Linked DNA regions of Homo sapiens: all the other regions are linked to region 4. A link is a contact called in ENCODE Hi-C or POLR2A ChIA-PET data. All regions are on one chromosome and are shown on one strand. Each heading gives the region's core, a stretch centred on a gene start or an enhancer-like site at or near the end of the contact. The rest is flanking DNA. Distances are from core to core; before and after follow the strand shown. Region 1 overlaps GALNT2 (polypeptide N-acetylgalactosaminyltransferase 2). Region 2 overlaps GALNT2 (polypeptide N-acetylgalactosaminyltransferase 2). Region 3 holds the start of TRIM67 (tripartite motif containing 67). Region 4 holds the start of COG2 (component of oligomeric golgi complex 2).

Region 1 (5,736 bases), core at 128-2,627, 520 kb after region 4:
TTTGGTTTCTGTATCACATCTGCTAAGTGTGCAGGTCATTTTCAAAACCACGCATGCTGAGAGACTAGCAAACAAAGGCAATGATCATGAGGTTAAAGTAGACAAAAGAAGGCAATTAAAACATTTCCACTACCCATCATATAGGAGAAGAACATAAGTACACCTGTTGCCTTCTAAATAAAATATATATTTTTCCTTTCCATAATCGTAGAAAGTAAAAAAGACTTAAGAAATGAAGTCAAGGTCTATTTCCACAAAGGCTCAAGCAAGACAATACCAAATGGGTACAAAATGAAAGACAACTGAAAATCAAAGGTGGAGTCGGCTCTCAGAGGTCTCCAAAGCTCGGTGTCTAAACTTAGCTGTGCGGGCAACACACACACAGACATACACAACCAGTATACGTCAGTTATTTTCGAACCCTGGAACTCACACAAAGACATGACCAACCTGCATGTGCCCCTCTTCAAAGTAGTCCCCTGGGGAGACCCTTGGTATTCCCATGATGCTGTCATCATTCAAAATATTTCTGGAACTCCCCTAACGGGTTGGCCCCCAGAGACAACAGCATAATGTTCATCCTCTAAAGCACATTTGTTTTTTGGAAACAGCTAACAACCACTTGGAGCCAAGCGTCACGAATAAGGCAGGTGATCAAGCTTGGAAATTTTGTTCTTGGTCAGAAACTCACAGTGGGCACCAAATGGCAAGTATAATTTCTCCTAAGGCTCATAGACTAGCTGTGACCACGATGCCAAAAGCAGAGGTTCAACAATGTTCTGAACGCTGAAAATAAGTGTGAAGTCTCCTAAACAGCATGCTTGAAACTCGCCACTTTGAATACACTTGTTCTGATTAGACTATTACAACCAGCCTTGTGTCTTTATAACAATGTCTTGATAAATCACTACTGCACATCCCCAACTCAATGTAGCCCCAAGCAAGTTATTAATAACAAGGGGATGCGGGACACTTCAACTGCCAATCAAGAGACGACAGGCCACAACCCTGCACAGAGATGTCTGCATTCCACAGGCAGATGTCAACGCCCAGGAGTACGTGCAGACATAAATATGCACTATACGCGTGTGCAGAGATCTATATATACACCACAGATTCACAGCTCATCCCAAATCATCCTTAGTGGGCTTATCCTAAATATAGATAATAAATTCATGTTAATAATAGCTGAGACCTTTAAAATGCTCTGAAGGAAAACACACACACACGGATGAACACACACACACACGTATGTACATGCACACACACACACACACAGAGCCACCCTTATGCATTCCTGCACGCTGATCCACTGTGGTTTTCTGGTTTCCTTATCCCTGGGGGGAAAATTTTGTCAAAAAGATACACCCAAGAAATGTAAGCTAAACACTGACAGAGGCCTTCCCTGGAACACTTGTCCCAACATGCTATGATTTGAAAAGATGAGGGGGTCACTGAGAGACCAGGTCGAGGGAGAGAGAGGAGCAGCGGAGCAGCCACTGATTTGGAGGCCTCAGGGCTTGGGATTTATTTAACAGATTTTCTGAACCTCAATCTCATGGAGAATGAATTCTTTCAAGGGAAAGCGATATCTTTTCTTTTCTAACCAACTACAAAAGAACTGGTCCACTAGCCAAATATAATCAAGTTTGGTTTGGTTATATAGTTTGCCAAATATAACCAAGGAAAGCACCAGCTGTCTGTCTACCCATGCTTGCGGGGCAAAGGTTTATGAGGAAAATGGCATTATCCCAGTTCCTGGCAAACAACCTGTTCATAATGTACAGCACCGCTCAGGAGGAAGGGTGAACACTGGATTCAAATTCTAAACCCACAGTCCCAGCTAGTCGGGAGGCTGAGGCTTGAATGGTTGAGCCCAAGAGTTCAAGGCTAGCCTGGGCAACAGAGTAAGACCCTGTCCCTTGAAAAAAAAAAAAAAAAAAAGCATAACAGTATTTAAATAAACTACAAAGGGAAATATAAATTTATATATCAAAAAATAAACGTTATAAGATAAATAAATACATTCTAAATCCCTCCTCCCCTCTTCTAGCTGTGTGACCTCGAGCAAGTTACTGATGCTCCCAATGTCCCAATGTCCCCTTTTTGGGATCTATGCAAAGTGGGGTATGCAAAAGCACTCATCCTCCTGGGGCTGCTGAAGGGACTGACTCCGTGGGCATGGAAAGTTCCCAGCACAGTCCCTGAGTTACAGTCAGCTATTATTGCTTATGATGATGGCAACCTACTAAAGGCAGACACTGATGTTCTCCTCGGCAAAAACAAAGCCTTGTGAAATGGACATCCGCCTAATTCTCCCCTCAAACCTTGCCTTGAGTATTCTGGAATGGTGGTAGGGTTCTCCTCCTCAAAGAAGTAACCCATCAGAAACCTGGCAGGGACAAAGAAGAGGGGAGTGAGGGAATGCAACCAGGATGGAGACAGAAACAAAAAGAGAAGGGAAAAATCAAGAAGGCAAACAGGGGAGGGCAGGAAAGCCAACAGAGTTGTCTGTTCACGCACAAAAGCCTGCTGGTGCTTCCTCCAGTGCAGGGAGCCTGCCCCACCGCCCGCCACGGGACTAAGACAGCGCCTCCTCAGGTGTGGTCCAGGGACCCATACAAAGCCTTCACAACCCCACAGGCATGTGCCAGCACACAGCAGGCAGGTGCAGCACCATGGCTCTTGCAGAAAAGAGGAAAGAGCTGGAAGTGACCTCCAGATCCCAGGGAATGTCAACAAGGAAGTGGCTCTATGCCATTTGGACACTGGCTGGAGATCATTGCGTTAAACATCCTCCCTTCAGAGGAGCATCAGGAAAGGGTACGTGGCCAGCAGGATGCAGTACCAGGGAGAACCACTTGGTGCGTACCATTCTAAGACATGTTTTCAATAAATCCGGAGAAAGATTAGGAGTCCTAAACCACAGTTAACCAATTTCTGGCCTAGTGTTTACATCAAAGTTTGCATATAAGCCACTCAGCCTATCAAAATATTAAGGAAGTCACTGGGAATTTTATTTTATCCAAGGGGTGGAAGCAGTGCCAACATGATCTAGCCTGAGATTCAGCTGTGTCTGGCCATGTGTGACGACCTGGGGCCACAGTCACTGGAAAGAAGATACCGGCAGGGCATTTAGTGTGTGCGGAGGAGGATGAGGGAAGTTTTCTCTCCCAAGCAGCCTGGGGAGAGGCCGAGGAGAAAGGAATGCTGTTGTTTGGGTGACCAGCCCTGGGGAGCTGTGCGTCCCTGAGTCCTGCGGAAGGAAGGGCAGATCGGAGCTGAGCAGCCATTTTCATGACTGATCTGCTGCTTCGTGTCCAGCTGGCACAGGCGACACTGGAGGGGAGAGGCCCGGGACTCCACTTAGACATGGAACACAGTGTTCCCCAAAGCCGACTCCAGGGATGTGTGGAGGTACCAAGAGGGTTTGTAGTTTGGCAGGTTTGAGAGGCAACACCCTTGGCGGGGACTGCCCTCTTCTCGGGAAGAGCCCTGGAGATGGCTGACATGGGAGCAGATGACATCCACAAGGCAGGCATCCAAGGGCATCCAAGGGCTGTTCCTGATAGGCACGTCCTGGACCCCTGGAACTGAATGGGTGGAACTTTGAGAAAAGACAGGGCAAGCTGGTTAACACTGTTACTATGTAACCTTACAACACCAGCTGCTGAGGCCTGGAGAATCCCAGGTGTAGCCTTTAACACCGCCCACTCACCCCCACCCCCACCCCCAACGCATGCAAGAGGCTAGTGAGGACTGCAGTGTATGGTGGCAGACGCTTGGAGATGCTCCGGCCAGGTGCCGAGGGCACAGGGGAGGAACAGGAAAGCAGGCCGCCCTGAGCCCAATAGCGAACCGCAAACGCTTCCCAGCACAGAGAACCAGGGCTCTCTGGGAAAGGCTGACTCCAGGTCTGGGGCAGGAACAGACAATGTGACCCCGGGAATCTTACCACAGTATACAGCAACACGGTCCTCAAAGGCCATGACAATCACGCCAATGGGATGTAGGGCCCACCTCAAGCAGCTTTCACTGACCAAAGCTGGGAAAATGTGAACCCTAATAATAATAACTGGAATAAGCTGAAATGCAAATGTGTAAGTCCACATAATGCCATAAAACCAAACAAGCAAAAAGCCCTATCTGGTTACCACTGACTAGAAACTGATAAATAAAAGGAAGAAACTGACATGGGTGTTATCTTTCCCCCATGGACAGTACCACCAGGTAAACAAATAGTGGGGGTGGGGGGAGTTCTCTTTATACAAACAGCCTAGCAAAGAAATTACACTCGCAGATAGAATTAAAATGTTACAATGTTGAAAGCCTAAAGAACTAGGAGATACAGACACTGAGTATCAATGGTTGCCTCCACCACAGAAACCCAGTGCCCTGTGCCTCCAGGTCCAAGAGTGCAGCACAGACCCCACGTGGCGAGCAGCCTCGCCCATCCCTCAAAGAGGAAGAAACAAATCAAATGGGAATCTCATCAAGGCTCTACACCCGACTTCACATTTGCAGGAAACAGAGCACGGAGGAACATGGAAAACTACCCCACGGAGACGCAAGCCACAAAATCCAGGCTGGAAAACAGTAAGGCGATTCCCAGCTCCCTTCACAAAAACCTGTACGCACAAGTCAATGAAATGACCAAAAGCAGAGGGAAAAAAGAAAACTCCGATTTTCCAAGAACCAGAGGTTGTATGAATCAACCACAGTCGGTAACTTTATATAAATCCTGAATTAAGAAAAATTATAAATACAGGTATAACATTTAGGAACCAAATGGAGATTTGAGCGATAATTAAATATGGATGCCCTTAAGGAACTTGTTAATTGTTTTTAAGTATGATTTATGGTACTGTGAGTTCAAACTATCTTTTAGAGACACACACTAAAATATTTATAGGTAAAATAAGATGATTTCTGGGGCCCATTTCCAGGGTGGTCATGGACAGGACAGGGCTGACCATAGGCTGATCGGATAAAGGCAGGGTGAGGGGCAGGCAGAGTTCATTATACTATTGAGTCTACTTACATATATTTGAACTTTACTATAATAACTTTTTTTAATTGGGCTAGTAGGATGAGAGGAAGGGCGTCACAGAGGAGGTGCCATCTGAACCGCATCTTACAGGGCATGAAGGCCGGACGATGCTCCCACCGAGACAGTGCGGGGAGGAGCCACGCGGGGAAGAACCGACAGCCAGTCCCCGTAGGGCAAAGGCAAAAAATAGTTGAGGCTGGAGAGAGGTGGGAAGAAGCCAGGGCTCCAGGGAGATAAGGAACCAGCCATACTTGTGCTTCTGGCCCTACAGGGACTCTGGTGACCCTGCAGATGGTGGCACTGATGGGACTATAAAAGAGAGGGGCCTCCCAGGAAGGCACCACAACAGATGTGGCTGCTATGTGTGACTAACCGCCCTGGTCAAAAAATAGGCTTGCACACTTTGGAAGACAGTTTGGCAGGATCTTACAAAACTAAACATACACTTTCTATACAGTCCAGTGAGCGCACTCGTTGGAATTTATCCAAAGGAGTTGAAAACTTATGTCCACACAAAAACCTGCATACAAATGTTCCTAACACCTTTATTCATAATTGCTACAATGTGAAACAACCAAGATGTCCTTTGTCATGATGGACACATCTAGGCAAATGGATTAACTGTGGTATATCCAGACAACGGAACAGTATTCAGTGCTAAAAAGAAATGAGCTCTCCAGTCATGA
Region 2 (5,266 bases), core at 1,683-4,182, 540 kb after region 4:
CCCCGAGGGAGCCTGCAGGGCCCCCAACCACCACTGCTGCAGCCGCCACCCCACCCCGCACCTCCCTGCACCCGCTCACCTGCAAAGGCAAGGACCACACTGGGCAGCTGCATCCCATCTACGGGGGTCCGCAGCCGCAGCTCCCAGGGAGACCCCCATCAGAGGGCAGAGCCTTCCAACGCCCAGGGGAGGCTACTGGTGGAGCGGGAATTCAACTCAGTGAGTTGCTGCCAGCAAAGTGTTTAATGAGATAGAGAAGAGTAGGATAGTCCATCTAGAAAACGTTTGCACTGTTCGCGAAACTTTGTTTCTAACATATATATCCTGCTCTACATCTCATCCTGTTATTCAGATGGTCTCCAACTTACCATGGCTCGACTTAACAATTCTGACTTCACGATGGTGCGAAAGCAATATGCCTTCAGTAGAAACTGTACTTCAAATCTGGAATTCTGCTCTTATCCTGGGCTAGCGATATGCGGTCGGATAGTCTCTGACAATGCCGGGCAATGTCAGTGATTCACAGCTCTCAGTCAGCCACACGGTCACGAAGTTAAACAACTGATACCCTACAGTGTGCGGTGCTGTCAGCATTGTTTGGATATGACTTGCCCAATTGCAGGCTAACGTTTAAGTGCTCTGAGCACAATGAAGGCAGGTGAGGCTAAGCTATGATGCTTGATAGCTTAGGTATATCAAATGCATTTTCGACTTCAGATGTTTCCAACTTACAGTGTCTTTACTGGGACATGATCCCATCATAAGCTGAGGAACATCTGTGCATAAATCTCATCCTTATATATCCCATCAGGGATGGATGCTCCTCGACTTACAATGCGCCACATCTTGGTAAAGCCACTGTAAGTTGAAAATACCATTATATCAGAAGTGCATTATGGACTTAGGATATTTTCAACTTATGATGGGTTTATCGGGACATAGCTTCATTGTTAATTGAGGAACGTACTGAACGTGTATCACTTTCACACCATCGTAAAGTTGAAAAAGTGTAAGCGAAACCATCCCCAGTCAGGGACTAAGTGTATCATCTTCAAAACATGAGGAAAACTTCCTAGGAGAACTTTATTATGAGCTTGCTTGTATGCCCAATTAGAAGTGCTCTTTCAGGACTGTGCTCTTTCAGGACTGTGCCTATTGCTTCACAGGCAAACCAGTTCCACGTGGCTCAGGGTGCAAGCTCCTGGCAGCAGAGCCTGCCTTCTCCTTCTGTGTTTACCGTGCCCAGCATCCCTTCTCATGCAAGCCAGTGAGCCCTATGAATGAGTCTGCCCAAGCCTGGGCAATACCTGTGACCCCTTTCACAGCATTTTATGATGCACGCAGGTAACATTCACCTGTCTGCACCCGCACAGAAATGGGGATCCAGATGTGCCCACAGCTGCAAAGCTGGCAGTGCAGGCAAGGTGGCCTAGGATTCTCAACTCACAGCATGGCCTCCCTGAAAGGCAGCCTCACCCACCAGCACCCCAAGTCTTAGCAGTCCCTTGACTCTAATTTTTAATGTCTTGAGTGTGATAAACATCGTCTAGGAAGATTTCTGTTTTAATTATTCACTTAAGCCACCCTCCAAAATTCCTGCTAAAGCACCAATATGTAAACCACTTTTAGTCACAGGAAATAGTTCTCCTTTCTTTAATCCATGGCTTAAACCAACCAACCAACCACACACACACACACACACACACACACACACACAAAGTCCATGAGAAGAAATGAGAATTTTTTTTTTTTAACATTCTTGCTCTGTCACCCAGGTTGGAGTACAGTGGCACAATCATAGCTCACTGCAGCCTCAAACTCCTAGGCTTAAGCAATGCTCCCGTCTCAGCCTCCCGAGTAGGTGGGACTACAGGTGTGTGCCACCACACTTGGCTAATTGTTGGTTTGTTCTGTTTTTGTAGAGACAGGATCTTGCTCTGTTGCCCAGGCTGGTCTCGAACTCCTGGGCTCAAGTGATCCTCCTGCCTCCTCAGCCTCCTAAAGTGCTGGAATTACAGGCATGAGCCACTGTCCCTGGCTGCGAATTCATTTTTTCCCTCAGTAGAATCCCTCCCAGTCTGTGTAAGTGGCTGATTCTCCTGCAAGGAGGAAGTCACCATCTGGATTCATCAGTCAGTGCCTGAGGCTGGCGTCCTTCCTTATCTCTGCAAGTCACCTCACTATGACATTTAAGATTGTCTATTCCAAAAGCACTCATCCTGCTGACGAGATGCAACTTCTGAAGACAGCACCTGCGGAGCGTGGAATTCCTCTGCACTGCAGTCTAGCTCTCGGAGCCAGCTTCCTTCTGTCCAGCCCCGGGACTCGGGAGTCAGATTGCCTGGATCCTCAAGGAATGCCTCCATTGCTACAAGGAGCCCATGGGCCTCTGCCTTATCACTGAAAATATGGGGGAAATAATAGTGCCCTTTTCACAGCATTGTTTAATGACACGGTGCATATAAACAGAATGAACTTAAACATTATCATCCAGGCTAAGGCACCTGTGAGCATGAAAGGGTGTATGTTCATCCCCACACTGGGCAAGACACACTCCAGCACTGCCCAAGCTCACCAGCACGCACTGCCTGCCTGCTTACTGCAGCCTTAGCACAGAGCTTAGCAAGTGTAGCTGCTTAGGGCTAATGACAGGAGAGGCCAAACAATAATATCAACAAATGCACTCTTACGAATGCCTGCCATACAGCAAATGCTCCATAATTATGCATTACTGTTCTATCATCCTGTTCCCATCTCAACCTCCAAAAGCCTTTGATGTAAAATAAAATGAACAGTCTCCACTGCCTCACAGATGGAATTAAAGCTAAATACAAAACTAGAAGCCCTAAAGTCACAACCTCAGGTGGCTGGGTTTCCGGGTCAGTGGGCCAGACCAACAGCAGTTTCAGCACACTGCCGGAACTCAGAGCCTCAGGTGTTTAGGTATTCATTCCAGGCCAGGAGGAGGCATGGCTCCTGGAAGCAGGCACTAAGCCTGTCATCTCCATTCAGTATCGTTTCTCAGATTCTCAGACTGAAATCTTTAGGCAATTGCATGCCATCCTCCATGGGCACAGTCACCCTTATACAGAGAGATCAACTTGCTGCTCAGAGATACACAGCTGATCAGGGAATACAAAACTTTGCTATCACTCCGAAGTCCAGGAAACAGAGCGGACAATGCCTGGAAATTCTGCACTGCACGGCCATGAGCAAAAAGAGTTGGCATACCCTCATGCACTGTGTCACCAAGTGGTTAATATGCAACTATTGCACAAGACCTGCTTCTAAGAAGTCAAGTCCGAAGACCGGACTAAAGAAATGAATCATCTTTACCGAATTACTACAATCACTATGGAGGCCCAGAAATGTTGAGTAAAGGTGAGTGGGAAGAGGCTGGAGAGATGAAAGTGTGCATGCTGACTGGCAGATACAGCGCTGGATCTGGCATCAGACAGGACTGGTCTGTCCCCACCACTTCCTAGTTGTCCATCTTGAACAAGTCTTTTGACTTCTCTCTGGGTGCCTGTGCCCCAGTTTGTATAATGGATATAATCATGCTTATGAGCCAACAGGACATGAACCTTGATGGAGAATGCAAACACAGGTGCTCACGTTCTCTGAAGCCCCACAGTGAGACAGCACCGACAGACGCCCTCACTTTCGAATGCTGACATTTATGCAACTCCCACCTCATCCGTGCTGACCACTGCGAGGAAGAAGGTGGGACACAGAGACTCTATGTTCCCACAGGAGCTTACACAAGAGCAACACGGTTCACTGAACCGCAGGGACCATCAACTCTAGGGAGCACCATTAATTTTGTGTGCCACTCAGGAAGAAAAACACGATCAATGAAACCCTGAAACACCATCCATGGAAGATGCATCCTGATTTCAGACATGTTAAAACATGAGAGGCGGGGGAAATGTGCATTGTAGAATCAATGATATGGTGCGACAAGAGCCCCCAGTGGGCCCCAGAGCTCGGCTCTGGTCCTGACCAAACAATGTCTAAAACCAGCTTGAGTCCACAGAGCAGTGGGTGTTCAGTTTGGCTGCTCTTCAATAACCCTGGGAACCTGTTTGCATTTCAGACTCCCTGTCCCTCCTGGAGAATGATTCAGTTGCTCTGAAAGGAGGTCTGAGCACCTCTCTAACACATCCTGTCTGTGCCAGCTGGGAAAAGGAAGGCTGGCTAAATAGCAGAATGGATCTAACAGCACAGCAGCTTCCCTTCCACACCCCCAGCCTCTGGCATCAGTACGCTCCTTACAGGAAGGGCCCCAAACAGAGCCGAAGGTGTGGTCTGAATCCACAGCGCCACTGTGGCCCTCCTGCCTACATTCCATTTCTGCTGTTTCTCTGACACTTTCCCCCACTCTGATTCATTTTCCGAGTATGCAGTTGCAAAACCTACGCTTAGAACGGGGGGACTGCAAGCGTCCTGTGTGGCATTTCCCTAAGTCAGCTGTGACTCAGCCTGGCAAGGGCCCAGGTGCCTTCAGAGTGGCTTCCTGCAAAGACCAGTAATGACGGGCCAGCCGCTGCACTCAGGCACATGAGCCAGCACCTCTGCGACTGAGATCCAGGGAAGGAACGGGATCGCCCTCCTACCTCCCAGCACTGCAAATGTCATTTACATTTTGAAGCCACTGGGGACATGGGTGGAACTCTGTGAGCTGGTGAATTACGCATTCCAGGATTTCTGAAGCCTATTAAGAAAGGAGAGCCAGGGTGGGCGGCCATCACGAAGCAGCTCCAACCACCTGTTTCCCTCCTCCCGCATTTCCCCCACCCAGCACATCACATTTATTTTATGACTCGGTGCATCCAACAAGGCACGGCTTTTAAAGCTTCCCATTTCTGATGCTACAGAGCCAGGAAACCAGGAATCAAGATTATCAGGCTAAAATACAGCCGCCTCTCTTTGAGGCCCACCAGCTGGTTCTGAGAACCTACTGCACCACCATGGAAAAGGGATTCCCTAGCCTTCTCTACCCAAATACCCCAGAAGATAAGATTTCAGCTTTTTAAGATAGTGGTTCCATTAACCTTTGGAGAAAGGAGGAGAGACCCTGTTCGGGGAGCTCTATGCCAAATAAAGACAGAGCCAACCTCCCTGCCTCCCTCGGCCCCCCACCACCCCAGAACCTACTGACCCTTGCAGAGCCAGCCTGCTGACTCCTTTGGAGAGAACCATAAGAGAAGCTTCAGGACGCTCAGGAGTTAGAGGGAAAATGAAGCCATTTACCAAACAGAAGCAC
Region 3 (5,566 bases), core at 1,241-3,740, 520 kb before region 4:
TTGGATGGGAAATTTAGGTGAATGTTAGAAAAACCAACTCTAGTCTTGACTTGGGGTCTGATCAAGGACCTAACCAGATTTTGATGGCTCCTCTCTTTCTCGCAGTATCAGATACAAGGACACATTGCCAGCCATAAGTTGCTGAGGGTGGCAGAGGGGAAAAGGAGATCCTGCATGCCTTAACTCAAAAGGGACCATCAAGGTAACTTATTAGTCAGACGTTGGGAGTAAAAGAGCCCTGTGTCTGCGTTTTGGGTGCCCTGTGCCTACATAAATCCTAAAACCTCGGGTGGGTGGGGACCTAATAAGTCATCTTTCCATACCCTTCCCATCTCCAGCATCCAGTCCAAAGTACCGGGAGTCCCTTACCTGTTTGTCAAATGACTATCTGATGGAATGAATGGCTAATGAGTGAGGTAATTCCTGCCTGACCCTCTGACCGACTTTCTGTCAGCTCTCCAAGGGAGAGGCCAAAAGCCTTTCTCCTCGTACCCTCTTCCCTGGCACCTGCACTCCCGCGTCCCGCGGGCTCACCTTGTGCTGCTTCCACATGGCCCCCAGCGGCTTCACCTCGTGCTTGGCGTGCCGGCCCTCCTCCAGGCACAGATAACACACCGGGGTTCGACAGCTCACGCAGTACATGCTGTAGTTCTCCATTTCATGCTCGGGACACGTGGGGAACTTGCGGGCCGTGCTGCCCCCAGTCGCCCCCGCCCCCGCGCCTCCCGGGCTCTTGCAGCCGCCGCCTCCGCTGGGGGCGCCCTGGGCGGTGCCAGTGGGCCCGGAGGCTGCCTCGGCGGGCGGCGGCGGCGGCGGCGGCGGCTGCACCAGGCGATGCTTGGCGAAGGGTCCCCGGGATGGATGGCACTTGAGCTGGCAGGCAGAGCAGTAGAGGACGTCGCACTGCTCGCAGAGCGTGGCTGCTGGCTCTGGCGGGGTGCGGTCGCACAGCTGGCAGATGGCCACCGCCGCGGCTGCAGACGTCCCCGGCACGGCCCCGCGGCCCTGCTGGTACCGCTGCACGATGGCCTCGAGCAGCCGGTTGCGCTGGAAGCCGCGCAGGCCGCGGTGGTCCAGGGATGCGCTGCGGTGGCACTGCGGGCACGTGATGGAGCTCGAAGACGAGGACAGCGAGGAGCAGGCGGCACCCCGAGCCGCCGCAGCCGAGGAGCCGGGTGGTGCGGGCACCATGGGCAGCACGCGAACCCCGTTGGGGGACTTGAGGCTCGGGGTGTAGGACCCGTAGCCGCTGTCTGTCTCGCTGTACAAGCTGAGCTTGTCCGCGTGGTCTCCGCCACCTCCCGCACCGCCGCCGAGGCCGCCAGCTGCACTCCCGCCTGCACCGCCGCAGGCCGGGCCAGCCGCAGCGTCGTGCTCCAGAGAGGCAGCGGCGGCGGCGCCCGCCTGCAGCCCCGATCCCCGGGAAAGCAGGAGCGGCTGGGGCAGGTGCTGCTCACCGTCCGGGGTCTGCACCGCGATGGTGCGAGCGCAAGGCAGGCAGACATTGTGGGAACAGGGCAGGATGATAGGCTCCCGAAACAGAGAGCCGCACACGGGACACTTCAGCTCTTCCTCCATCGCGGCGCCGGCTGCCAGCGCTGCTCTGCGCTGGGGATGAATGGCCGGAGCTCGGGAGACTGGCGGAGGAGGACCAGCGCGGTGCGCCCCGGTGAGACGACGGGCGGGGGCATCACACGGGCATGCCCACTTCACAGCCGAGGGGCACGCCCCTCTCTCTGTCCTGTAGCCACCGCCCTAAGATGATTGAGGGGCGAGAGAAGGGAGGGGGTCCTCACCTCCTGCCCGAGGGTCCCGCACCAGCGGCTTCAACCTGCGGCCAGATTCCGGAGCCGGTCGGCTGCCCTCGCGGTGGCCTGCGAGGAGCTTTAGGTGATGAATCAGCACCAGCGCCGCCGCCGGCTGCAGCGCGCGCCTCCTCTCCACCCCAGGACCAGCGGCCGGGCTGCTGTGCGCTCGCTGCTTCAGCCCCTGGCTCCGGTGGGCGGCTACCCCGAGGCCCCCCTTCTGCCCCGGCCCAACTCCTTATCGGGGTGATAGCGAGGTGAGACAGGCAGGTGCGAAGGCCGCTCAGCCGTGGGGCTGGGATCAGCACCACGAGGCGGCGGACAGCGCCCGGGAGCCGAAGGTGGGGCTCCAGCTGCCTGCTCGCCGACCCCTGGGCCGCCACCCGCCGGGTCGCTGGGGCCGCGGCCACCTCGGCGGGACCCGACCGGCCCGGAGACAGCCGCTCACCCTACTCCTGGGCGGCTGTGGACGCCGGCTGACTGCGCCCTGGGGCTTTCTCCCTGCGGCCGGGATTGACCCGCTTCCCTGGTTCCCAGCTGCTGCTCCTGCGGCGCCTCTGACCTTGGGCCGCGCGACGCTGCAGCCGGCGGGCGGAGGGCGAGCGTCCGGCTGGCTCGGGAATCCCCTCCCCGCCTCCCTCCCGCCGCTGCCGCTGCCTCCCCGCGCGGCGCGCCGAGGAGTTGTAATTTCCAGAGCAGAGAGTAATGGGGAGGAGGGGGGAGGAGGCTTCAGCTCAGCGAATAAGGGCTCGCCTCTTGCTGCTAGGGAATCAAGGGGCAATTTTAAGGGTTTTGCAGGGAGGATCATTGTTAATAACAATCCATTATTTGGATGGAGATTGTATCTTGAATCAGTACAACGACCTGCCCCGCCCCGCCCCTGCCATCGTCTCCCTGGGCCACTCCAGTTCCACACCCCACCCCCAACCCACCGCCATAGAAGGGTGAAAACGGGATCCTAAAAAGCCAGTCGTTTAGAAATGGATAGGCAACATGGCCTGACAGTCGCTTCCTAAAACTACGATAAAGCAAAAAAATCCAAGTCCCAAAATGTCGGGCAGCCTGAAGTCCAAGGGTGAGGTTTTATTTATGAATTGAACCACAAGCCATTTTGTCTCTTCCTTTCAACCAAGGGTGCTCATCCGCGCTCCAGGTCAACTGTGTGCACGGACTGAGAGAGGACACGCGGTGCCGCTCACAAAATGGGGTTTCCTGAGAAAGGCGAGAGCGCGCCCGGGTAGACCCCTGGGAACCCAGCGCCCCCAGACCCAGCCCTACCCCGCTGCGGATGTGGCGGTGTGCGGCGGACGGGAAGGCGGCAAGCGGAGACGTTCCTTTTATGAATGGGAAAATCTCCACATTCTCCAACGCCAGCCACGAGCTGCGGGAACAGCCTCCCACCCGCGGCCCCGGCTGTTTGGTCTGCTCGGCTGTTCTTCCCCGCTGCTGCCGAGGGAAGGCTGGGTGGGGGAGGCAGAGGTGGGTGGGGACGAGCAGAAGAAAGTGCTGGCAGCGCAGCCGGCTCTGCCTACAGAAGTTTCACGCTGGCATGAAACAGATACAAATTAGGAAATCGTTTATTTAACAACGATATGAATATTGAAGTCATGCCTCCCTCCGTCCCAGGTTCTCCCGTGCTCCAAACAAAGACTAAAGACCGGAGTCGTAGCGCCAGGCGCGGGCCCAGGCTTCTGCTAGTCCCCGGGTGAGGAGGCGCAGGCTGGCGGGGTCAGGCAGGGGGAAGCTGCAGCCTGCGCCCAGGGCTTGGGGCTCTGTGCCTAGGGGACAGGAACCCCTGCAGGGGGACCCTTGGGGAGGCGCTTGGCGACGCGCTCCTGGCCGCAGCACGAAGGCCCAGAGCCTTGGAAGTCAGGACGCCCCGGGACCACTGGCCCCACTCAGCAGCTCGCTTAGGCTTTCCCTCGCTCGGATCCTGAAATGCCAAATGAATATTGTCATAATACTCATGTCTGAGAACTAAACGAGCTAGTTGCAAATACAGACGGCGTTTCCTACTTTCTGTTTTTGTTGTGGGGGCGGCGGTTGGAGTCTCTCTGGGTCGCCCAGGCTGGAGTGCAGTGGCGTGATCATAGCTCACTACAGCCTCGAACTCCTGGACTCAAGCAATCCTCCTACCTCAGCCTCCCAAGTAGCTGGGACTACAGGCCTGTGCCACCACGCCAGGCTCTGTTTTAAAATCCTATGAACCTTTAGTCCGGCTTTGCAGCTTGCTTCCAGTTTGTGCCAAAGTTGAAGAGTAGGCCAAGCTAAGGCCAGATAGAGCATCGCACAGCATTAAGAGACCTGACTCTACTTCCCCTCAGCTAGGGGACTTGGAACAATTATTTAACCAGGCATCAGTAGCCACAGATGGGAGATGGTAACAACCTTGTCCTCATCTGCCTTGTGTAGATAAAGCCACAATGAGCTGGATCCTGCCTGCAACTCTCAGATAAGCCTTCCAGAAATGTGCTATGGAATCTTCAGGGTCATGTCAGAAACGCAGTGTATGGGTAGGTCTGTAATTGAATGCACTTAAAGATGCATTTCTGTGACCCTAGCAAGTGCCATCATTTACGCCGGCTCAGCCCAGCCTCCTGGTGACCACAAGGGAAGTCATAACCTCTTATGGTTCTACTGTGAACAGGTCTGCCCCAAACCAGCAGCCATATGGCTGAAGTCCAGTCTCCTTTGTCATTTTCGGACCAAAACAAACTGCTTGGGGGTAGGGGTGGCCTCCTGGAGGGGTGTGTAACTCCTTTCCTGTACAGAAGGACTTACAGTTCAAGCACTCCTCCACTCAGACTGAGTGTAGTTTTGTTTTCCACGGGGAGGAGGTGATCTAGTACATCAGAATTCTACACCTATGCATTTCTCATGCACTCTTGTCACCTAAATAACAAAGAGACAGGCTCTCTAAAAGAAGAGAGGTTTATTTGGGAAAAAAGTACCGCAATGGAAAGATGCTTGCCATAGTAAACTCTGTGTGTATTCAGGGAGGTAACAGAAGACAGAGGTTTTTAAGGGAAAAAAATGAGGAAGATTGAATAATTGTTTTGAAATAATTACCCTTGGCTACAAATATCAATAACAGGGGTGATGCCAGCTCAAGGCTGGACAGGTAGTTGCTGGGCAGATGTCCTGATAGAAGTATTTTTTGGTGTAGGGTTATGATGGCCTCTCTGCAAGATTGTAGGTTTTGGAGTCTTTTGTAGTCATTTTTGTTACGAGGTATTTATGCACGAAAACTCTCCCTTCATGGCTCTGTCAGGGCTTTTTTTCTTTTTTTCTTTCTTTCTTTTTTTTTTTTTTTAACATTAGTGACTCCATTTGGATTCTGACAGCTTTCACTCTCAATCCCCACCACCTCAATTCTACAACATAAATCAGCTTATCCGTGCACTGTACTTTTGCTAAAACATTGTGCATTTGGGGGATTAGCATCCTACCACTCCTTTGTCTGAACTGAAGTTACAAAGCTGGCTTCAATGCTTCACTGTATATAATCATAATTGCTAACAATCGTCAACATTATTTATAAAAAGTCCTCTTTCTGTCTCAACTGTGCCATGAACCATATGCATATAGAGAAGTCATTTTAGTTCTCTGAACCTCTGTTTCTCCCTATTATAAACTTTGGGGATAAAATTCACTGAAATTTAAATTTCCTTCTGGGGCCGGGTGCGATGGCTCAAGCCTGTAATCCCAGCACTTTGGGAGGTCGAGGCGGCTGGATCACAAGGTCAGGAGTTCGAGACCAG
Region 4 (5,805 bases), core at 565-3,064:
GAACAGCTGTTCTATGTATTTTCTTCTATGTATGTTGTCACTTTTATAAGCACTACAAAATGTACCGCATATTCACAGAGCCACGAAATATGCAATTGCTGGCATTCCAGCCACCACCCCAGTTTGCACTCTAAGTTCTATTTTAGAACTTGTATTTCTGTGATTTCACTTCCTGAAGCTGCATTTACCAAAGGCATTCTGTCAACTCAGAGTGGGAAAGGTGGTGGGGCTAGTGAGTCAGAGAAGATGCTGGTGTTGAGCCTTAAGAAGTCAAGAGATGGACAAACTGAGATTATTCTGTACTCTGAGATTCTTGACGTCAACAAGGCCCCTGATCTCCGTGTATGGCCTTTCCTCTTCCAGGGCACCTCTCCCCAGCATGTACCCTTAGCTGTTTCTTTCTACCCTCATTTCAGGGTAGCTCTTAGCCAGTAGGCAAAACGAAGGGTTTCTGGATCAATGAGTTGATTCTGTACATTCTTTGAGACATCCTAATGAAGTTACACCTTTTAGTACAGTGGTCTAATAGGAATATCACTTACAAGAATAAGGTACATTATTCCTGGGTATAGATAAGTCCTACATACGAAAAATGATATGGTCACACTGGAGAAGATACAGATCTACTTTAAAAAAAAACAGCTTTGGAGATGTAATCTGAATGCAAATATTATCAAAAAGAGATAGGCTAATTAATCTAGAAAACATTATGTCACCAAGAAAGGCAGAGTAAGATTTCAACTCACTTGCTCAAAATTGTAGATGTCTACTAACCAGCTAAAACTTTTCGCTTTTTAACACTGAAAGCAGCTACTAAAAGGTGTCAAAAATCCTAGTCCTCAGGAAATTAAATAGAAACATTTTTTGAATGGCTTAAGTGCAGACCCAGAGGGATACACCAAGTAGGAGCAAAGCTCCTCCCAGCTCTCACTCAAAGCCTGGCCATTTTCAAGGCTGTGCCTGATGAACTTTATCATCAGTGAAGTGTTTTCAGTTTATATTTCTTTTCTCTAAGTTTATGACCTACAACTACCAACTTCTTCAAATGCATCACGTAAAAAGTAGAGCAACTTCTTTAAAGAGTAATGGTTTGCTTTGTCGTACTGCAATAGTCGGTAAGAATGTTCTAAGCTTCTAAATATCCCATTCTGGAAGCTTTAGCTGAATGTTAAGCAAAACTTCAGATTAAGTTCTTTTTCTTTCCGACCCGAGTCCCTAGGAAAGTACGTGGGCTTGGAGATTTATTCAACACACACTTAATGAGCTCCAAGGCCCCGGTCCACAAGCTTCTTTCCGACAAGGGGACTGGCAATCTGACTGCACTGCATGGTAACAGGAACGGGTAACAGTGGCTTTGACATGCAGCTCAAAACCACTTGCCCAGAACTTTCAGGCCTTTCCATGTAACACGCACGATTTTACAGAAGTGCTTTCTCCAGGCTGCACCCGCCAAACCTGACGCCAAAAGACTCATTGCGAAGTGCAGCGAGGTCTCGGCGGAGGACCTGACACTGAGCGTGCGCAGGCAGGAGCAGCCGACCGAAGAGACCGCCACAGAGGGCACAGGGCAGAGGCACCCTCATGGCCCGGCTCCGGGGAGCGGACGCCGCGCGCACCTTCATGAACTCGTCCTTGTCGAAGCAGAGCGTGTCCGGCCCCTTGGGCAGGTTCATCCTACTTTTCTCCATCCCGCCGGCCACCGCCTCTCAGTGCCAAGATCCAAGCGAGAAAACGCAGGAGGCTGCGCAGACCGACTCGGCGGCCGCGGCCACCGCCAGTTTCCACGGCACAGGGGGGTCCGCTTCCGCCAACATGGCAGCGCCCGCGCCGCGGCCAATGAACGACGGCACCGCAAGCCGGCCTGCGCCTGGCTCTGGCCAAGAGGGGCGCGGGGGCCGCCGCTGCTGCACGGGTAGGCCGTGCTGCCCTCATGTGGCGGAGGGCGGTACTGCAGCCTCGCGCGGGCTCCTGCAAGGCTGCCCACCTCCCTAGGAGGCGTGGCTGAGCTGCAGGGGTGGGTCAAAAGGGGTGAGCGGGTCTCCCTCCCACCCCCACCGTTTCTACTGGGAAAAATTGTCCTACAACGCTTTTCCAGTGCCTTCTACCCTGAGACTGCTCTGCTTCGTTATGCATGGCCAGAAGTTGGCCCTTTGGTTCTCAGGCCCGTTTTCCAGGTTGGACGTATCACCGTGGTCGCATTCTTCACCTCCCTGTGCGCGGTCACTGCCGCTGGTGGGCGCTAACGCCTCTATGGAGACCCCCGCCCTTAGCCTCTGTCCCCACAGAGAAGTGTAGCGTCTCCTCCACTGGGCTCCGTTACTGGGAACTCATAGGGAAGAAGGTGGTCAGCTAGGCGGCTTTGGGTCCTCTGAGTAGCTCCCTGCTCAACCTCGGTCTCCGTTCCAGGTGGGCAGCCTCTGAGCGCAACTTTGGGTCTTCAAGGTGCTTAAAGGAGTGCCTCGCTATCTGATTAAACACAGCAGACAAATACATGTGCATGCACATTTATTTTTAATTTCAACCAGGAATGGACAAATTTTTGTGTTGTGGCCAGTACTGGTGCAACCAAACCAATTTCTTAGACTGTCTTCCTCCTCCTCCCCCCACCCACCCCAATTTTATTCTGAGACGTTCTTCCTTTATCTCCTCCCTTGCTTTTTTCTCCTCTTGTCCCTTCCGCTAGCTGTAAATACCGTGGTCAAATGATGATGATTCATTTTTCTTCTTTTCTCCTTGACATTCGGATGATTCAAACCACAAACCTCACTTCACACTCTTCATTCTGCAAACCTTTCCTTCCCGCTTCTGTTGAGGAATCTAGGCCTCTCTTCCCAATTTTTCTCCTTGGAGATAAGATTAACGCCATGATGGCCTGTAAAAAGGAATGGGACAGCAGAGGGTAAGACCTCACCATGAGACTTTGTATTTCAAGTATCTCAACTAGAAAACTGGTCACTTAAAAAAAAATGTAGGCGTAGAATCCAAAACGCTCTACTCCCTAGCACTGGACCTAGCAGGCCCTGTTGAAGAGCCTATTTCCTGCCAGTATCTACAGAACAGATGAACAGGATAAGAGCCGGAAGCTAGCTGGAGGATCAAAATATTCTGCCAGAGGAGCGATTGGGAAAAGTACATCCTAAGTCCCTGTTATGTTTGTTTTGCTGGAGGAAATGAAAACCTCATTTTCTGTTTAATTTTTTGTTTTCTCTTGTTATGAAAATTTTCAAGTACACAGAAGTGTGGAGAGCACAAGAACCCCACCCTATGTACTTAGCACCTCGCTTCAACCATCATCAACCTGTCTCCTCTGCCCTTCCCCACCCACCGCATCGAGACCTTCTTTTTTTGTTGTTTTATATATATATATATATACATATATATATATATTTTTTTGAGACGGAGTTTCACTGTTGTTACACATGCTGGAGTGCAATGGCATGATCTCTGCTTACCGCAACCTCCACCTCCCAGGTTCAAGCGATTCTCCTGCCTCAGCCTCCCGAGTAGCTGGGATTACAGGCATGTGCCACCATGCCTGGCTAATTTTGTACTTTTAGTAGAGATGGTGTTTCTCCCTGTTGGTCAGGCTGGTCTCGAACCCCTGACCTCAGATGATCCACCCGCCTCAGCCTCCCAAAGTGCTAGGTTTACAGGCATGAACCACTGAGTCCAGCCCTTTTATTGGAATATGTTTTAAAGCAAATTCTAAACACCATATCATTTCCTATCCCCTAATACCTCAGTTTACGCATCAAAAGAAGAAAAAAAAACCCTGACATTTTGTAACACCTAACAAAACCAGCAATTCCAATAACCAATCTATAGTGGCTCTGAAAGGTGGGCCTTTATCCCAAGGTCACACTGTTAATAAGTGGCAAGTTGCAAACCCAGGCAGCCTGGCTTCAAAGCCCAGTACCAAGGCACGGGAGAGGATGCTGGACAGATGAAACAAAGATGTCTGCAACCCTGCCTTCTCTTTCGAGGCTCTGCAGGAAGTCTAGGTAAGCTGGAACTTGAACTCTTTCTTTCTTCACTGTAATTCCCTTCTGACATTGTTCCTGGGACTTTAGAAATAAAATGAACCTGAATTTGTACAGACTGGGCTTATCTTGAGGATGCTAAAGGGATTAAGTGGCAACAGCGATGGAGGGTCCCTGCTGCCTGCTGTCCTCCCTAGATTCAGAAGGGAACCATCAGGACCCCATGGAGTGGGCTGCGGCTTGGAGACACAGATAGTGGTGCAGACCACCACAGCCAGGCGCAACAAGAAAGACTTCAATGCTAGCATCATAATCTACAGAGGACAAACGCAAGAGAGAAAGCCTACACCTGCCCAGAGGACATGGCCCTGGGTTTCCACTCAGAGCTGATGTTCAACTGGCACACAGTATTTCAGCTGTGCTACTTGGTAAATATTGCAACATCTCAAAGGTTGGTGAATGGCCTCTGTACAGAATCTGCTGCTGCCCTGACCCCTACCTTGGCCTCATGATCCAGCCATTAGAGGGTTACTGCCTGGCTTAGCGGGGCTCCTCTAGCCAGCTTCTGATTGGCTAGTGTCTGTGCTGTTAAATATTTGTCTGCTGTTAAATATTTGAATGTCATCTCTGGTAGTGATACTTATTTCATAGTATTTGCAGGAAGAGAAAATTTAAAAGTGCATATAAAGCACCTGCCTAATCAATGCAAGACATAATATGGAGTCTTTTTACCTGAGTTTTTCCCCCTTTGTTGATCTGTAACTTTCTTCAAAATGAGACTTTAGTTGGCACATTTTTCCATCTTTTTCAGTCTCTCCCCTAATTTCATCCTTTCTTGGCTTTTCTTTATAAAGCATGCACCTGCTACTTCATTTCTAAGTAAATATTAATCCCCCTTTGACTTTGCATCTCTGGAAAATTTTTAGTTCCCTGTTTTCAGTGGCATTGTGAGAGGTCCCATTTTTTTCTTCCCACTCTCCCCTATTTATAGGCTCCACATTTTTGGCAGGTTTGCTATAGAACACTCAAAAATTGCAAGGGGAAATATTATGCTCAGGAAATCATAGGAGCATTTTCTCTAGTAATCATCACCAAGTTCTTATGCTGATCCTCTCCTGAACTGTTGGACTAAAGCAGCTGAATTTTCCAAAAGCAACCAGAGTCGCCCTTGTTCACTACTGAAGGATAGGAGGGTTTCCATTTTTAAACAGATCATGTGCTTGACCTGAAGGCTGAGGATACAGTCAGACGGTCCTGCATTCCTAGAGGAGGGCAGACATGGCGGTAGGGGTGGAGCAGCAGGGGACAGGGGAGACAGTCACCACCTTCAGGACCTGCACTCTGACTTGGAAAGCTCAATGAACCAACTGGGCTATTTCAACATCTTCTATATTTTGTTTATAACTCTGCCTCATTCCAGGGTGGATTTGAGGTGGTTTGGTTTGATTCGTGAACATTTCCCATGCCAATTAGAAGACATTATGTTAGGGGGGGTCCCCAATTCAGCCTCATCTCCCTCATCAACTAGGAAATGTTATAGTAATACCCAAATATACTTTCATCTATGTTTTGTAATAGACCCCACTCATAGAAATGGTAGGGATAATATCTTTTCCTTTTTAGCATTACAGGAGAAATTGTGACTTTGAAATGAACCAAGAAGGTTACAGTTGTCTTCAAAGGAAAAAGAGTCAGTCTAGCATGCCATTCCAGATGTGACTCTATGGTGTATCCTGTGCCTTTCTTGACTTTAAGCTATTTTACAACTCTGTAAGTTGTGCATAACTGATAGCAATGCAAATAATAGTAACATTTGTCTATAAAC

What was found. A loop is a pair of places that touch in the nucleus more often than their neighbours do. ChIA-PET counts read pairs that join two places held with the same protein, here RNA polymerase II (POLR2A). Pooled maps may share reads with other maps.
Region 1: a loop to region 4 is called in a pooled map, with 5 times the contacts of the local background. The contact joins the enhancer-like site here to the promoter of COG2 in region 4. A Hi-C loop is called at or near these places in 1 of 37 single-sample maps with no recorded cell type and 3 of 50 pooled maps. POLR2A ChIA-PET finds 5 or more read pairs at or near these places in 1 of 52 experiments (activated CD4-positive, alpha-beta T cell).
Region 2: a map with no recorded cell type shows a loop between it and region 4 (5-fold over the local background). The contact joins the enhancer-like site here to the promoter of COG2 in region 4. A Hi-C loop is called at or near these places in 2 of 37 single-sample maps with no recorded cell type and 3 of 50 pooled maps. POLR2A ChIA-PET finds 5 or more read pairs at or near these places in 2 of 52 experiments (activated CD4-positive, alpha-beta T cell and naive thymus-derived CD4-positive, alpha-beta T cell).
Region 3: a map of chondrocyte shows a loop between it and region 4 (2.9-fold over the local background). The contact joins the promoter of TRIM67 here to the promoter of COG2 in region 4. A Hi-C loop is called at or near these places in 1 of 168 maps with a recorded cell type or tissue (chondrocyte). POLR2A ChIA-PET finds 5 or more read pairs at or near these places in 1 of 52 experiments (activated CD4-positive, alpha-beta T cell).

Annotation. Positions count from the first base shown.
Region 1 is chr1:230,118,157-230,123,892 of GRCh38, reverse strand. All of the region lies in intron 1 of GALNT2 (polypeptide N-acetylgalactosaminyltransferase 2), which reads right to left. Among named protein-coding and RNA genes, the nearest start is that of GALNT2, 54 kb to the right of the region's middle. RefSeq lists enhancers at 413-622, 633-762. Within about 2 kb of position 1,377, at least 9 of the 41 ENCODE cell types and tissues checked have a DNase peak (open chromatin) inside an H3K27ac peak, as active enhancers do.
Region 2 is chr1:230,104,062-230,109,327 of GRCh38, reverse strand. All of the region lies in intron 1 of GALNT2 (polypeptide N-acetylgalactosaminyltransferase 2), which reads right to left. Among named protein-coding and RNA genes, the nearest start is that of GALNT2, 39 kb to the right of the region's middle. RefSeq lists enhancers at 3,573-3,642, 3,609-4,330, 3,702-4,901. Within about 2 kb of position 2,932, at least 15 of the 41 ENCODE cell types and tissues checked have a DNase peak (open chromatin) inside an H3K27ac peak, as active enhancers do.
Region 3 is chr1:231,158,982-231,164,547 of GRCh38, reverse strand. It overlaps TRIM67 (tripartite motif containing 67), which reads right to left and starts at 2,490. Exons shown (of 10, transcript NM_001004342.5): 1 at 535-2,490. The coding sequence starts at 1,578. RefSeq lists an enhancer at 1,590-2,224 and a silencer at 2,133-2,448.
Region 4 is chr1:230,638,490-230,644,294 of GRCh38, reverse strand. It overlaps COG2 (component of oligomeric golgi complex 2), which reads right to left and starts at 1,814. Exons shown (of 18, transcript NM_007357.3): 1 at 1,617-1,814. The coding sequence starts at 1,688. It overlaps LOC124904545 (a long non-coding RNA gene), which reads left to right and starts at 3,598. Exons shown (of 2, transcript XR_007066935.1): 1 at 3,598-4,001; 2 at 4,178-5,805. RefSeq lists silencers at 148-267, 1,881-2,020 and an enhancer at 1,571-1,790.